Linked DNA regions of Homo sapiens: region 1 is linked to region 2. A link is a loop called in an ENCODE intact Hi-C map of the cell type or tissue named here. Cell type or tissue: heart right ventricle. All regions are shown on one strand.

Region 1 (8,000 bases), 170 kb after region 2:
ATTGATTTGGGTAGTCTAGTTTCACTTGTACTTGATGGAGCATGCACTGCAGTCATAGAAACTGGGGAAATAAGAACTGAAGGTAGTCTTAAAAAACTTTTTTTTTTTTTTTTTGAGAGGGAGTCTCGCTGTTCCCCCAGGCTGGAGTACAGTGGCACGATCTCAACTCACTGCAACCTCTGCCTCCCAAGTTCAAGTGATTCTTCTGCCTCAGCCTCCGTAGTAGCTGGGATTACAGGCACCTGCCACCACGCCCAGCTAACTTTAAAAAATAAAAATGATTTCATTTTCATGTCCAACACCCTGGCCTATCAATTTTTAAATGCCTTTCCTACAGAGTGAACTACTTGGACAAGAAGTAACACTGTCCACGGTTTAACACCATAATCTAAAACATGCTTCCCATGCTTTCAATTGGCAATCACTTTGGTAGATGAACAAGTGTTGTCAATTTCAAAAGTTGGCACCTTTCCTCAAGGACTTAACCAAAGCATCCACTTGGTGTGAGCTTGCAGTCCCTAACTTATACACCAAACCCGAGGTCCACGCAAGTTATTACCCATGTGTCCTCCCCGTGAGGGAGGTCCCCTGGTTCCTCCACTTCCTCCTCTTCCACCTCTAAGACCTCTTGGAGGGCCTCTACTTCTTGGAGGTGGAGGCGGTCCACGTCTACCACTTTCAAATGATGGTTTGGTGGCTTGTTCCACCTTGATGGCTTTTCCATCTAATGACTAAAAAAAAAGATACGATTAAATTAAATCAAGATTTAAAAATAATTTGCACATCTACTATGCACTAAGACACTAACTGGTCCTTCAAAATGCAGTTATGGGTAAGTGTTGCTCATTAGTCTAAGAAAAAACACTGCAAATATAGTCAGTTTACATAAATGGGGCTTTTCCGCTTAAAATTCTTAATACTTAAAACCGATACTGATGATCTGGATTGAAACATAAGGTGAACCCACTGCATTATTGTATGGTAAAATTTAAAACAAGGCCAAGTAGGTATCAGCTTGTTATCAAAACTAGTAGCCAAAACCAAAAGCCAAGTTATCAAAATATGGCTTATGGATCTCAAGATAAAATGTATCATGTTGGCTGGGCGCAGTGGCTCGCAGTGTCTCACACCTGTAATCCCAGTACTTTGGGAGGCGGAGGCAGCTGGATCACCTGAAGTCAGGAGTTTGAGACCAGCCTGGCCAACATGGTGAAACCCTGTCTCTACTAAAAATACAAAGTTAGCCGGGCGTGGTCGCGCATGCCTGTAATCCCAGCTACTGGGGGGGGGGGGGGGGGCTGAGGCAGAAAAATCGCTTAGAACTCGGGAGACAGGCTGCAGTGGGCACTGCACCATTGCACTCCAGGCTAGGCAACGGAGGGAGACTATCAAAAAAAAAAAAAAAAAAGTACCATGTAATGCCATAATTATTCTGAACTGAGAGAATGTTACGAGCATAAGATATAACTCACTACTAGATTTGGTTCTGCAATTACAGAATACTCTTTGGAACAGGATCACAAACAGGATGAGTGGATCCCAGACAGGTATATACTGAAAAACAACGAAAACTCAAAAGCTGTCCTAGACCAGACTTGGACAACTACATGTTATTTTATGCACTAGTAACAGGTTATCATCCATCGTGTAGACAATCTCACCTTTCCATTCATGTCTCTGGCTGCATCCTTAGCGTCTGCTGGGCTTTCAAAGGTGACAAAAGCAAATCCTCTTGATTTGTTGGTTTCACGGTCTTTCATCAAGAGTACTAAAAAGTAGTTTTCAGAAAAATAAAGTGTTACCCTAGGTCAAATGAAATAACCAAAGTAAATGTGTAAACAGAAAGCTCAGAACTTCTTAGAGGACAAAAATACATTATCATGTCAGACGATCAATGCAATCAAATTCATCATAGCTTATATTTTAATTATAATAGCCCAGCCTGTACTGCCAGACAACTCACCTTCCACTATTCGTCCATATTTGCCAAATACTGCTTCAAGAGCTTTCTCATTTGTTTCCGTATTAAGCCCACCAATGAAGAGCTTTCCTGGGCGATCTGCTTCAACCATGTTTTTTTTTTTTTGGGCCGGTGAGTCTGTTGAAAAGGAATAGTATTACCTCACTGCAAAAAGTTCCTCAAGTTTATTGGACACTTTTACTTTCGCACATTTCTCATATTTTCCACTAAAACCATTGTTCCTTAATAACTAAAGAAAACGATAACGAGCTAAGCCTCAGCCACAGTAGGAAGCAATTTGAACTAAGTAGTTTAGTAACACTGCAATTTACATAAAACTGGTTAAAAGGGCCAACTTAACTTTTACCACTACCCTTGATCACCCTTAGCTGTTCTTAAGCAACAGCTGCTTAACATTTGAAAAAGCAACTTTTAGTTCCAGTCCTCTTGCCTTTGAAAGATTCAATTACTCATCACACCCTTCCTAACGATGGTTTTAAAAGACTCCCAAGGTCACAGGCTAGACACAGGACCTTAACACCAAGCCCTCTTCCAACGACTCCTCTTTTCCTCATTAGGATTCCCTACTAAATCCAAGGAGAAATGTGAAGTTTAAGCCAAGTTATGCCGCCCCTCTTCTTCACCGGCCCCCGCCCTACCGAAAATTCTACTATCCGGCCAAAAAGATAAAAACAAATCGTCAACATCGTTTGCTATTAAGTAACGGAACGCGGACGCACACACTAACACTCGACACTCCGTGACTGCAGCGGAACCTAATTAAAACTCGTCATTAAAAACCGCGTGTAAAAGACAAAATGGCGACACTTGGATTCAACCCAGAACCACCGACACTGGTCAGGGGACTAACTTTTACCACCAACATTGGCTGGGAACATTCAGAGGGCTTCTTCTCCGGGGCCGCCAATGAATACGAAGCCCGCAGCCCGCATGGAAGTCCACATGCCCATCATTAGCGCCAGCGCCATACCAATGCAGGTATCGCCGTGGTGCGGTCGCTCCTCGCCCCGCTCCAGCCTACAAAGCCCCGACCTCCGCTACCAACTCCCGCAGATGGCAGCCAAACTTTCTCGAGAAGCATACAACCAAACGGGCCCCCTCATTTGTTTTCCCTCGACCCCCTCAGCTTTATTTAAATAGGTCGGAACCTTTGGGTTCTTAAAATGGCGCCCGCCACCCCCATCTCCAGGGAGATATAATCCCCAGTCCTAACACGGGGAGAGTGTCACGAAAAACGGACTGAGGAAAGGAGACACGTACCGGAGGGGTGACAATGGGTTCAAGCTCCAACGAGCTCGGCGATAGGGGCTTCCTAGCAGCTCAGCACCAGTGGCGGCTGCCGGGTGCGAGGACCGAACCGCGAAGCCGCTAGCACTACTGCGCAACGAGGGCGAACAAAGGAGACAGCAAACTTTATACTGCCCGGGAACGAGGCTGAAGGACCCGGATGGAAACGGAGCTTAGAATTTGAAACGCAAAGGGAGGGGGGAAGTAGTTCCCAGTCTCCCCATTGGCTGGCTCCTCTGTCATTCACCCTTCTCTCCTCCCTTTTTCCCGGGCCCTCGGTGTTGGGTCGACAGACCTTTCTAACCGTTTTCTCTACCCCCACCCGTTCTTTACAAACGCGCTTTTTTTGCTTTACGCTAAAATGGTGCACAGGCTTCCTTTAATAAAGAACTGAAGTTTATTGAGCGTCCTAGTGGGCCGGGCACGGTGCAAAACTTTACTTTTACTTTTCCATTAACTCTTCTAATTGTCAAAATGTGATGAGGGTAGATACTCCTACTATACCAATTTTGCAGAAACGGAAAACAAAGAAGTTTTGGCAATATAATATATTTTCAAAAATTGTCTTTAACAAGTGTTTTTAGTGAGTGTGGGAATTTCTGATAAATACATGTAAATTTCAGATGAGTAAAAAACGTACAAAACAGCATGCAGATAGTACATTCATATAGAACAATTACTGAGCACCTTGTAAATGGTGGGCTCTGGGCTAGGCCAGGAAAATACAACTCCAGGGAAAAGACAAGAGTCAGGCCTGTGGGTAAGGATGCCGGATTTAATAAATGAAAATACCAGGCCGGGTGCAGTGGCTCACGCCTGTAATCCCAGCACTTTGGGAGGCCAAGGTCGGTGGATCACGAAGTCAGGAGATGGAGACCATCCTGGCTAACACGGTGAAACCCCGTCTCTTTTTAAAAATACAAAAAATTACCCAGGCGTGGTGGCACGCGCCTGTAGTCCCAGCTACTCGGGAGGCTGAGGCAGGAGAATCCGGGAGGCGGAGGTTGCAGTGAGCCAAGACTGCGCCACCGCACTCCAGCCTGGGCAGGCGACAGAGCGAGACTCCGTCTCAAAATAAAAAAGAAAATGCGGGACGCTAATTTATTCTGCGAAGCTGTTAAAAAATTTTAAATAAAAATATGGGACGCGGCCGGGGCGCGGTGGCTCATGCCTGTAATCCTAGCACTTTGGGAGGCCGAGGCGGGCAGATTGCCTGAGCTCAGGGGTTTGAGACCAGCCTGGGCAACATGGTGAAACCCCGTCTCTACTAAAATAAAAATAAAAAATAAAAAAATTAGCCGGGCGTGGCGGCGTGTGCCTGTAGTCCCAGCTACTCGGGAGGCTGAGGCAGGAGAATTGCTTGAACCCAGGAGGCGGCGGTTGCAGTGAGCCAAGATCATACCACTGCACTCCAGCCTGGCAACAGAGCGAGACTTCGTCTAAAAAAAAAAAAAGGGACGCCCAGTTAAGTTTAAATTTCAGATAACGAATACTTTTTTTAGTATAGTATGTCCCAAATCTCATATTTTAAAAATTCGCTGTTTATCGGAAATTCAAATTTAACTGAGCATTCTATATTTCATCTGCCCATCCTACTTGTTGAGGGGGGAAACCAAAAAATTTTTTAATTTTTTTCTTAAAGAAATTGAATACAATTAACAAAAGAATGGCATGTTGTGATTAATGCCAGGGAGGAAATAAACTAGTTGCTTTGATGGACAATATTAGGGAGAACAAATTTGATTAAAACATCAGGGAAGGTCTATGTGAAGAGGTGACTTTGGAGATCAGAGCTGAAGGAAGAAAAGAAACTAGCTATGGGAACAGCTGAGGGAAAAACCTTCAGGAAAAGAAGAGAATAGTAAACACAAAGTAGAGAGGAAGAGCTTGGCATATATCAAGGGACAGAAAGAGGGCCAGGTGACAAGAATATGAGGGGCATGAAATGAGGGAGCCAAGATTGGCAGGACCTTTGAGCCCATTAAATGACTGTAGGGGGTAAGTGTGGGAAAAAGGACACTAATAGGGCTGTGGGAGCAGACCAGAAAGAGAGGATGGTGGCTTGAATCAGGGTGGCGGCAGTGGACACGGGGAGGAAAGAACAATTGTTAGATGAATATGATAGGTATCGTGTTTAATGGTGCTATGGTCTAAATGTTTGTGTCCTCCCCCAAATTCATATGTTGAAATCCTAATACCCAAGGTGATGGCATTAGGAGGCGGGGATTTGGGGAGAAGATTAGGTCACAAAAGGGTAGGGTCCTCATGAATGGGATTAACACTTTTATAAAAGAGGCCCCTGTCCACCATGTGAGAACACAGTGAGGTGCCACTTATATGAACCAGAAAACTGGTGGTGGTGGGCCCTCACCAGACACTGAATATGCTGGCGTCTTTATCTTGGACTTCCCAGCCTACAAAAATGTGAGAAATAAATTTCTGTTGTTTATAAGCCAGCCAGTTTATGGTATTTTGTTATAGTAGCAGGAATGGACTAAGACAGATGGGAAAGGGGTGGGGAAGAATTGCGGAAAAAGAAAATCATTATGGATGACTCCAAGTATCTGGTATTAGTGGGACAGATGGTAACAGTCATTTACCAAAATGGTTTCAGAGGAGCAAGTTTGGGATATAGGGGCAGAAAAATCTGAAGCTCAGAGCATAGATCTGTGCTAAATTATCATCTCAGAGATGTAATAAAAGCCATCAGAATGAATGAAACCACCAAACAAGAGAGTACAGTGGGAAAAGAAGGCCCAAGATCACATAATATGAGCTATTAAAAAAATACATATGGAGACAAAATAACTGGGAGGAAATATGCCAAAATGTTACCAGTTTATCTTGGAGTGGTAGAATTTATGGACAATTTTCACTTTTCTTCTTCTTCTTCTCCTTTTTTTTTTGTTTGTTTTTTTGTTTTTTTGAGAAAGAGGTTCGCTCTCATTGCCCAGGCTAGAGTGCACTGGTGCGATCTTGGGTCACTGCAACCTCTGCCTCCCGGGTTCAAGCGATTCTCCCGTCTCCGCCTCCTGAGTAGCTGGGATTACAGGCATACGCCACCATGCCCGGCTAATTTTGTATTTTTAGTAGAGACAGAGTTTCACCATGTTGGCCAGGCTGGTCTCAAACTCCTGACCTCAGGTGATACGCCCGCCTCGCCCTCCCAAAGTGCTGAGATTACAGGCCTGAGCCACCGTGCCGGGCCTTTTCTTCTTCATAGTTACAATTACCTGCCCATGGTGAATTTTGGTATATGCCAGGCAGGTTGTAGTAAATAATATTCAGGTCACGGGTAAAAGCCCCCAAGGAGCTTCGAAACCAGCTCTGAATTATTAACATTAATAGGGGGAGTAATGCCCAGTAGGACAAGAATATTTGTTCTTGTTTTTTTTCCCCCAGCCAAATAATAAAAAGTAAGGCAAAACTCATGTCCATTTGCCTTTTGAATGAGTTCTGTAAATTATAGACTCTGGAGTCATTTGGGAACTGGCAAAAATGGCTTAAATACCAGGCTCAGCAAGCAGAACTTGTACTCCCAGAGGTAGCCAGGAGAAATCCCTCACCCTGTGGAAGCAGGCACTCTCTTTCTCTGTCTCAAATCCAAAGAGAGACTACAGGACTCTCCTCTAGGCTCTGAGTGTAAATCAGGTCTCCTCTAGTCTAGGGCAAAATGGGGCAGGCTCGACAATAGATAACCCTGTCCTCCTGGGTCTCAAAAAGGAAATGTGCATCCCCGTAGACCAGCTCACTTTGGCCTCTGCAGTTCACACCCAGGAATGTGGGGGAGGAGAAGTAGCATGCTGGCGGTGTTGGATGCAAACACAATTCCCAAGGACCAAAAGCGAGTGGGTGGGGTGGGGATGGCTAAGTTAAAGGAATTGTAGGAGGGGATCAGTTGGCCATATCGTCCAGGACAGAGAGGAAAAAGAAGCAGCTTGTGGGGGAAGCAGAGTGCTACTGACTAGATCTAGAGGGCAATGGAGAGGGGAGCCTTTTTTTTTTTTTTGAGACGGTGTTTCGCTCTTTCGACCAGGCTGGAGTGAAGTGGCGCAATCCCAGCTCACTGCAACCTCCGCCCCCCGGGTTCAAGCGATTCTCCTGTCTCAGCCTCCCAAGTAGCTGGGATTACAGGTGTCCACCACCATGCCAGGCTAATTTTTGTACTTTTAGTAGAGACGGGGTTTCGCCATGTTGGCCAGGCTGGTCTCGAACTCCTGACCTCAGGTGATCCACCCACCTCGGCCTCCCAAAGTGCTGGGATTACAGGCGTGAGCCACTGAGCCTGGCCGAGAGGGGAGCCTTTTTAAGAGGTGGAGTAAGGTAATCAGATTTCATCTTAATGAGATTACTGTGGTTGCAGTCTGGAGACTGTATTGGGGGAGGGAGAGACAGGAAGCAGGGAGACAAATCAGAAGGGTATTGCTGATGTAATGCAGGAGAGGGGGGACGTGGGCGTGCTGAGTGTGAGGGACTCTGGCCAACAGGCAGTTGGATAAGCAGGTCTCACACTGCCCAAAAGTAATTTCCGAATCCCATCCCTCCTCCTCATGGATCTTCTAGATTTTTCTCTTTGCCTCTTTCTATTTACTCTTTTATATTGTCATTAAATGTAGTTGCGTTTTTCTCTTTGCTATAATTTTCCCTTTGCCTTATTATTTTGTCTTCAGATGCCATCTCAGTGATCGACGGATACACTGAGTCAAACGATATTACTTCACTACTAGGTAAT
Region 2 (8,000 bases):
GATCCCTCTTGGCCCCTCAAGTCCCTTTAGTGTGGGCCCTCTCCATCGTTCTTCCTGGACAACCACCTGTGTCCTATTAAGCTTAAATAACAGGTAATCACCTCAATTTCCCTAGAGAGATGAAAGCTGCCAACTTCTTTAAGATACGCTGCTTGAAAAATTAGTCTTTCTATAGAGACATATTGCCTGATGATCATTATAGTTCACTGTAGTATGAAGTTAAACATCTGGACAATCTAGCTAGCCATCAAAAATGTGTTGGTTCACATAAAGATATACTTTTCCTTCCCCCACTTTCTGTGTGTTTCAACTCTTAATATAATAGACATAGTATCAGGAGCAATTCAAAGACACCAAATCTGTGAAACTGAATGAATCATTTGAATGACTTTTCCAAGTAATTTGCAATGTACAAAAGAAAATATGTAATCAGTGCCAGAGGTGTCATTCATGGTCAATTAAGACCTCATGTGTCTCCAGGGAGGGGACCATCACACACTGGGGCCTGTCGGGGAGTGGGGTGAAAGGGGAGGGAGAGCATTAGGACAAATACCTAATGCATGCAGGGCTTAAATCCTGGATGACGGGTTGATAGGTGCAGCAAACCACCATGGCGCATGTATACCTATGTAACAAACCTGCACGTTCAGCACATTTATCCCAGAACTTTAAGGAACATTAAAAAAAAAAAAAAGACCTTATGTGTCTCTTATACTGACCAGAAACAGCAAACTGATGTATTTTTTAAATAAAGTCAAAAGTAATTTACAAGATATAGACTTCTAATATACAACTAGTGGTTTGACACTGTGAACACTGCCACCTAGTACACTGTCTATGTATTGCTACTTTGTTCAGAGCTGTAACAAATACTTAACTATGAAGTGTCCTTATCAAAGGCAACAGGTAAAAGGAAAACAAAACACAAACAGCAATGTTGCTGGCTATCCTATCAGAAATATGCCACACTTACTTTGAACATTCTTCCAAGGCTTGGCAGAGTGTCTGTTGAAATGTGCATACTTCCTCGAAGTTTCCCAGTAAAGATGTAACCTCCACAGTACTCAGACTGAAAAAAAAATACAGTACATGTAGTTATCTATTGTAGTCTAGTTGGCTAATAGTTTGCTAATATATGGTAAATAAAAGGGAGGTAATACCTATATTTTAACTTTTGCTTTTTAATTTATAACAACTCTATTGTCTTAGGCAGCTTCTTAAGCTTCTCCCCTTGATTTTCTTTTATATAATAAGAATAATGATCCTAAAGAAATGGAGTGGTCGTAAGGGACAATTAGGTATTTTATAAAGCAACAGGTAAATTAAAACAAGTGCTTAATACTGAAGTATACAAATAGATAAAAATACATCATAGCTGTGAATAAGTGTAAAAAACTCTTGAGTACCTTCCTCTGGATGAACTGGAACAGTAATTGAAAGATATTATATATGCTCATATAATACACAAGAAAAAATAGCAAAATCAACTTTCTCCTAAACTAAAATGCTCATACATCAATTAAAGGAAATCTTTATGAGATGAAGTAGGAGGAAAAAAATAGTATTGATTTGTTTGTTTCTGGAGTAGAGTGAAGTCAAATAAAGGCAAACTGAACCACTTTATCCAGGGCCTCTGTATGAAGAATGTTCTTATCCATTCCTCCCCTACCAAACAGTAAGTGATAATAATAACAAGAGTCAACACTCATAGAGCACTGAACACTTACACAAGCATTTTACAATTAAAACCTTATTTTAACCTTACAATAACTCTTTAAGGTAGGTATTATGCCAGTGCTGTTTCCATTTTACAGGTGGGGAAACCCAGGCATAGAGAGGTTAAGCAAATCATCCAAAGGTACAAAGCCAGGAAATGCCAAAGACAGAAATTGAACCAAAACATTCTAGCTGCAGAGTCCATGCTCTTAACCACTTTTTGGGAGAAAACGTTTCTGAAGATTTGTTTAAAAAGCCAAGGTTGGGCTGGGCGTGGTGGTTCATGCCTGTAATCCCAGCACTCTGGGAGGCCGAGGCGGGTGGATCACTTGAACCCAGGAGTTCAAAACCAGCCTGGCCGACATGGTGAAACCCCGTCTGTACTAAAAATACAAAGAATTAGCCGAGTGTGGTGGCAGTCGCCTGTAATTCCAGCTACTCGGGAGGCTGAGGCAGAAGAATTGCTTGAACCTGGGAGGCGGAAGTTGCAGTGAGCTGAGATCGTGCCACTGCACTCCAGGCTGGGTGATGGAGTAAGACTCTGTCAAAAAATAAAAAAGCCCATGTCTGCCACATGTTCTTCTCCTTAAGTGTATAGTAACACTAGGCCGGGTGTGGTGGCTCACGCCTGAAATCCCAGCACTTTGGGAGGCTAAGGCAGGCAGATCACTTGAGGTCAGCAGTTCAAGACCAGCCTGGCCAACATGGCGAAATCCCATCGCTACTAAAAATACAAAATTGCCATGCGTGGTGGCACATGCCTGTAGTCTCAGCTACTCAGGAGGCTGAGGCAGGAGAATCGCTTGAACCTGGGAAGCAGAGGTTGCAGTGAGCCGAGATCTCACCACTGCACTCCAGCCTGGGGGTGGAGTGTATTGTATATGCTATATAATATATATATTATATATTATACATATATATATATATATATATATAGAATACCAGGGGAGTATTCCCAAGAGAATATTTTTTTGCTGACTAAGAAAGAAAGGGAAGAAGACCAAAACAAACATTACCAGTAACTCTGAGAGAATAAAAAACTGCCAGTTCCTCTGCTGTAATGCCATCCTGAATCACAAGCTGGAAAACCCCTATTCTAAAGTGAAACCTTTAGCCAACCAACTTCCCTGGTTGTTGCTCTCTCAGAGCAGTGAGAACTTAAGTTGGGGCCTTACCTGAACTTGACTGGGGGCTTATCTGGCCCCTTCACGATCAGATAATAGTCAGTCTGGTTTGCTCAAATCACTTTGGGGCCGACAAGATAGTGAGAAGTAATGGAAACTTACTATCACTGCATTCTGAATTCATTTAGGAACAGTACAGGTCTGACTCAGGTCTCTCACCTCCTTGGCCCTGACTCTTTTCCAAGGAACTCAAACAAACCAGTAAGAAAAAAAAACAAATAATCCCATCAAAAAGCAGGCAAATGACATGAACACACACTTCTTAAAAGAAGACTTACAAATGGCCAACCAACATATGAAGAAATGCTCAGTATCACTAATCATCAGAGAAATGCAAATTAAAACCATGAGATACCACCTCCGCCCAGCCAGAATGGCCATTATTAAAAAGTAAAAAATAATAGATGTTGGTGTGGATGTGGTGAAAAGGGAACACTTACACACTGCTGGTGGGAATGTTAGTACATTAGTACTAACATTAGTACAGCCTCTTTGGAAAGCACTACAGAGTTTTCTCAAAGCTAAAAGTAGATCTACCATTCCATCCAGCAATCTCACTACTGAGTATTTAGCCAAAGGAAAAGAACTCATTAAATCCTCTTATTGTTTCTTGATCACTAATCAGTCCCTCTCCTTCATTTAAAATCTTACCGTCTCCCCTCCCAGAGTTACCACTTCAGTTTCCATCTCCTCTGCCTGTCACTTCCAGAAAACAGAAAGCATGTTTCACTTGGCAGCAGGGGGCACAGTGGCTCCAGCCTGGCCATGTACTGGCTGTGGGATGGGCAAGGCAGTAAACCTGTCTGGACTTCAGCTTCTTCTCTATTTAATAGAGATAGTCATTTCTCCCAGGATACTAGACCCAATGATTTACAGATTTACTTCAGCTCTAAGAAATATGATTCACAGAACACTTCATATTTCACATGATAATAACAAAAAATACTTTGTTTTTTGTTTTGTTTTGTTTTGTTTTTTTGAGATGGAGTCTCACTCTGTCCCCCAGGCTGGAGTACAGTGGCATGAACTTGGCGCACTGCAACCTCCGCCTACCGAGTTCAAGCGATTCTCCTGCCTCAGCCTCTTAAGTAGCTGGGACTACAGGTGCGCACCACCAAGCCGAGCTAATTTGTATTTTTAGTAGAGATGGGGTTTCGCCATGTTGCCCAGATTGGTCTTGAACTCCTGGCCTCAAGTGATCCACCCGCCTCGGCCTCCCACAGTGCTGGGATTACAGGCGTCAGCCAACGTGCCCAGCCAGCCACTGCACCTGGCCCAAAAAACACTTTGTTGTTGATCATGTTTAAACTCTTACAACACAGGAATAGAAAATTTTTTCATACTGAAGTAGATTTCCATAGTGCCAGGAGAATAAACAAGTGGGAAATTTAGCAAGAACAAAGGCATTATAACTAAACAAGTATAATTTGGAAAAGGGGAGAATTTTTCTCACAATATTTTTTCTTTTCTTTTTCTTTTGTTTGCTTGGTTTTGTTGTTGTTGTTGTTGTTTGTTTGTTTGTTTTCACATGGAGTCTTGCTCTGTCTCCCAAGCTGGAATGCAGTGATGTGATTTTGGCTCACTGCAGCCTCCGCCTCCCAGGCTCAAGCGATTCTCCTGCCTCAGCCTCCCAAGTAGTTGGGATTACAGGCTTGCACTACCACGCCCGGCTAATTTGCTTTTGTATTTTTAGTAGAAACAAGGTTTCACCATGTTGGCCAGGCTGGTCTTGGACTCCTGACCTCAAGCGATCTGCCCGCCTCAGCCTCCCAAAGTGCTGGGATTACAGGCTTTTCAGCCATCACACCCGGCCAAATTTCTCAAATATATTAACTTATTTAAGTTTGAAGCTGATAGTTTAGACAACTGTTTAGCAATAGTAAACTCTTTCCAAGGTAAAAAGAGAGGGGTTTTTTCTGCATTATATGGGCTGACTGGTAAATTTTCTATATGATCATGATCTCTAGTGAAATTTAATTAATTAAAATAAAAACAAATAAATGCAGTTCACCACTATTTGTTAAATATGCTGTGCCTACAAGGATAAAAAAAAAATGGTCACTACTTTTCTTTCATGAAAACTAAAGCTTTCAATTCTTTCAATTCAGGCTTTACACAATCACTTCAGATTTCTAAGACCAGAGTAAGGTTTGAACATTTTGTCTTTAAAAACACTTTAGCATCTCTTTATCATTCACATTTGCCTGGGTGAAATAATGGCTTGAATAGCTCTTACAAGCATTCACAAAATGCCATACTCTTTCCATTCTCAGAGCATGGGAAAGAAGTTCTGCCCTGGCAAACAAAGGTCAGAGTGAGCATGAGAATTTCCAGTTTATGTGCTTTCTGAATAAAAGCACCAGGGACTTCTTTTCCTGTAAGGTAAAACCAAGCACATCACTTTTTTTTTTTTTAATGTACAAGATAAAAATTGTGACAGGAAGAAACACAGATCTGCTCATTCCTTTCACAGCCAGAAGAGAAAGAAAGCCAAGCTCTCCAAAAGCAATATCTTGCATAATTTCTGTTGCCCTGACCATGTTCTTGGCAACCTGTGATCTGTGGAAATTCTTCTAAAGGGCAAAATCAATTATTCAGTGACATAAGAATAATGATTCCATATGTTGACATTATGTTGCTTTACTTAGTGAGGGATTTAAAATAAACATCTTACTTGTTATTGGACTGCAGGGGTCTTAAGTAAGTAACAAGAAGAGACTGAAGTTCTTTAGCATATTCTTTTTCAGTGTCCAGGATGTTCTGTAACACCTATGGAAAAAAAAGTCAATGTATTATAATCATCACGATAGTCTAAGGCAAAATGTAGCTTTGATCTTTTAACCAAATTACTAGGAAGAAAAAAGGTCCTATTTACTCAGGCTACCATTGCAAGCAAGGAACACAAAATCTGAATGCATTTTCTTTCAATCTAGCAAACTACTTTAATTATTGCATGACAACTGGTTATATTGCACAATTCATATGAATACAATTTTTCAGTTGCCCATAACTGAAGGGGCCTTGCGATTTACACAGTACTGCTTGGTTATTTATTTCTTGTAGAGACAGGATCTCTCTATGTTGCCCAGGGTGGTCTCAAACTCCTGGTCTGGAGCAATCCTCTTGCTTCAGCCTTCCAAAGTGCTGGGATTACAGATGTGAGACCACATCAAACCCCACAGTACTGTTTAAAATGTTTTCATGTGCTGTAAATGATTTTATCCTCAGGAAGTTCTCAGTTAGTTAACAAAGAATCATTATTCCTCTTTTATGGAGGAGAAAATTGAGGCCAGCTACCTTAGACATAGAGACTTAATGTCAGTATAATTTAAGGATCACTGTGATAACAAACATCACAAGAGATTTTTGTTTAAGTTATGTTTGTGATAAGACCTTTGGGGAACAAAATCTGAGGATACAGTGAATTTTTAAGCAGAGTTAAAACTAGTCTTTTCTTAAAGGCAAAAGGTGCTACCATAAACAATTCAAAGAACAAAGTAGGCTGAAGTGTGAGGAATTTAACAAGAGAAATAAAAATTATCATTATTATTATTAATGTAATTAGAATCCTATAGGCAAAACAACCAATATGGGGGATCACAATTTCTCTTCCCCTACCAGTTCTAGGGTCATGTCACAACCCATTTCCAAGCCTCTTCTAGTGACAGGTAAAACCTTCATTTAATACCTAATGTAAATGACGGGTTGATGGGTGCAGTGGGCCAGCATGGCACATGTATACCTATGGAACGAGCCTGCACATTGTGCACATGTACCCTAGAACTTAAAGTATAATAATAATTTTAAAAACCTTCATTTAAGCTCTTAGGGACAACCCAGTTAACATTCTGGTATATTTTCTTTCATATATTCTAATTCATTCAACAAAATCGACTGAGTGCCTATTCTGCCAACTGCCGTGCTGCCCACAGGGAGTTTATACTGTATTTGCAGAGACATTAAACAGAGAGTTACAAGACAGAGTGAAGTGTCCTTAACTAGGAGAAGTGTATTAGCCTACCAATATGCCAGCCATATACTCACAAGACAATGCATGATGATCTGCTTTTGAAAGGTGGAATGGTCAAAACAAGTGGAGATCCTGGTAACCGTGGGTTCTCTGGGAAACCACTGGAGTGCAGGGTGGTAGTCCTGACTCTGCTGCTGACTGAGAGGTTGCTTCAGTTTAAAACTTTGCTTACATCATCTCAGATTATGATATTGCACCTACCTGGGGGACCATTATGAAGATGTAGTGACACACTGTACAGATAGGTGCTGGGTAAGTGGGAAACAGACCTACCAATTTAAAGGGTTAAAAAAGGGTTTCTCAATAGCAACATTATTAACCTTTCAAACCAGATAAGTCTTTGTTGTGATGGAATGCCCATATCATTGCCATGACATTGCCAAATGTCACCTGAAAGGCAATATTGCCCCCAGTTGAGAATCACTGGCTTAGAAGAACACAGGATGGCTTCAAAAGCTCGGGCTTAAATTGTAACCCCTATACCCAGCCACTCATGTCTACTTTCAGTTCCTCTATTCCTCAGAAACTACCCTCTAAAAGTGTAAATGCAGGGTTCTGGAGGTATTGATGTTCTCGGAAATTAACCCAGTAATGGAATAGAAATATTCCCCTCTATAGAAAGTCCAAGCGCGAGAATGGAAATTAGAAACTACTTTGAGATGAATGAAAATGAAAACACAACATACAAAAACTCATGGGGTGCAGTTAAACAGTGCTTAAAGAAAACTATATACTTATAAATGCCTATTTTAAAAAAGAAAAAAAAGACTTTCATTTTTCAGTCTGACATGTAAGGAGCTTAGAAGTCATTACTCCATCCTAACAGGAAGGAAATAGCTAAACAAACTGAAATAAACCATCGTTTTCTCTTAAATCTGTCAGAAAAGAGAGGTCACAGGGAAAACTGCTACTCCAAAAATTGGAGAAACAGGCAGATAAAGAGAATCACAAATTACCAGAGCAGAAGTCCACAAGCAGAAGCCTCCACAGGAACCAGCACTAGGGCAGAAAAACCTACACTGTAATTGACAAACTTCTGGGGGCTCTGTACAGGCAAGTCTGAGAGTTAG

What was found. A loop is a pair of places that touch in the nucleus more often than their neighbours do. Peaks named below come from ENCODE experiments on the same cell type or tissue, not always from the same donor. Only the 100,000 strongest peaks of a DNase experiment are listed, where the experiment ranks them.
Region 1: it touches region 2 in a loop (2.3-fold over the local background); 8 of 110 quality-filtered maps call a loop at or near these places.

What each region holds. Positions count from the first base shown.
Region 1 is chrX:136,877,356-136,885,355 of GRCh38, forward strand. RBMX (RNA binding motif protein X-linked) reads right to left here and starts at 3,370. Exons shown (of 9, transcript NM_002139.4): 1 at 3,242-3,370; 2 at 1,964-2,098; 3 at 1,662-1,768; 4 at 560-731. The coding sequence starts at 2,072. It overlaps SNORD61 (small nucleolar RNA, C/D box 61), which reads right to left and starts at 1,916; the gene lies at 1,844-1,916. RefSeq lists enhancers at 2,295-2,894, 2,696-2,755, 2,766-3,225, 2,895-3,493. In heart right ventricle, no CTCF peak of the experiment used is centred here; DNase peaks (open chromatin) are centred at 2,866 and 3,456; H3K4me3 peaks cover 3,400 bases; H3K27ac peaks cover 2,348 bases.
Region 2 is chrX:136,707,702-136,715,701 of GRCh38, forward strand. It overlaps ARHGEF6 (Rac/Cdc42 guanine nucleotide exchange factor 6), which reads right to left. Exons shown (of 22, transcript NM_004840.3): 7 at 5,575-5,669; 8 at 974-1,069. Among named protein-coding and RNA genes, the nearest start is that of CD40LG, 64 kb to the left of the region's middle. In heart right ventricle, CTCF peaks have their summits at 823 and 3,635 (motif pointing right); a DNase peak (open chromatin) is centred at 3,650; H3K27ac peaks cover 685 bases.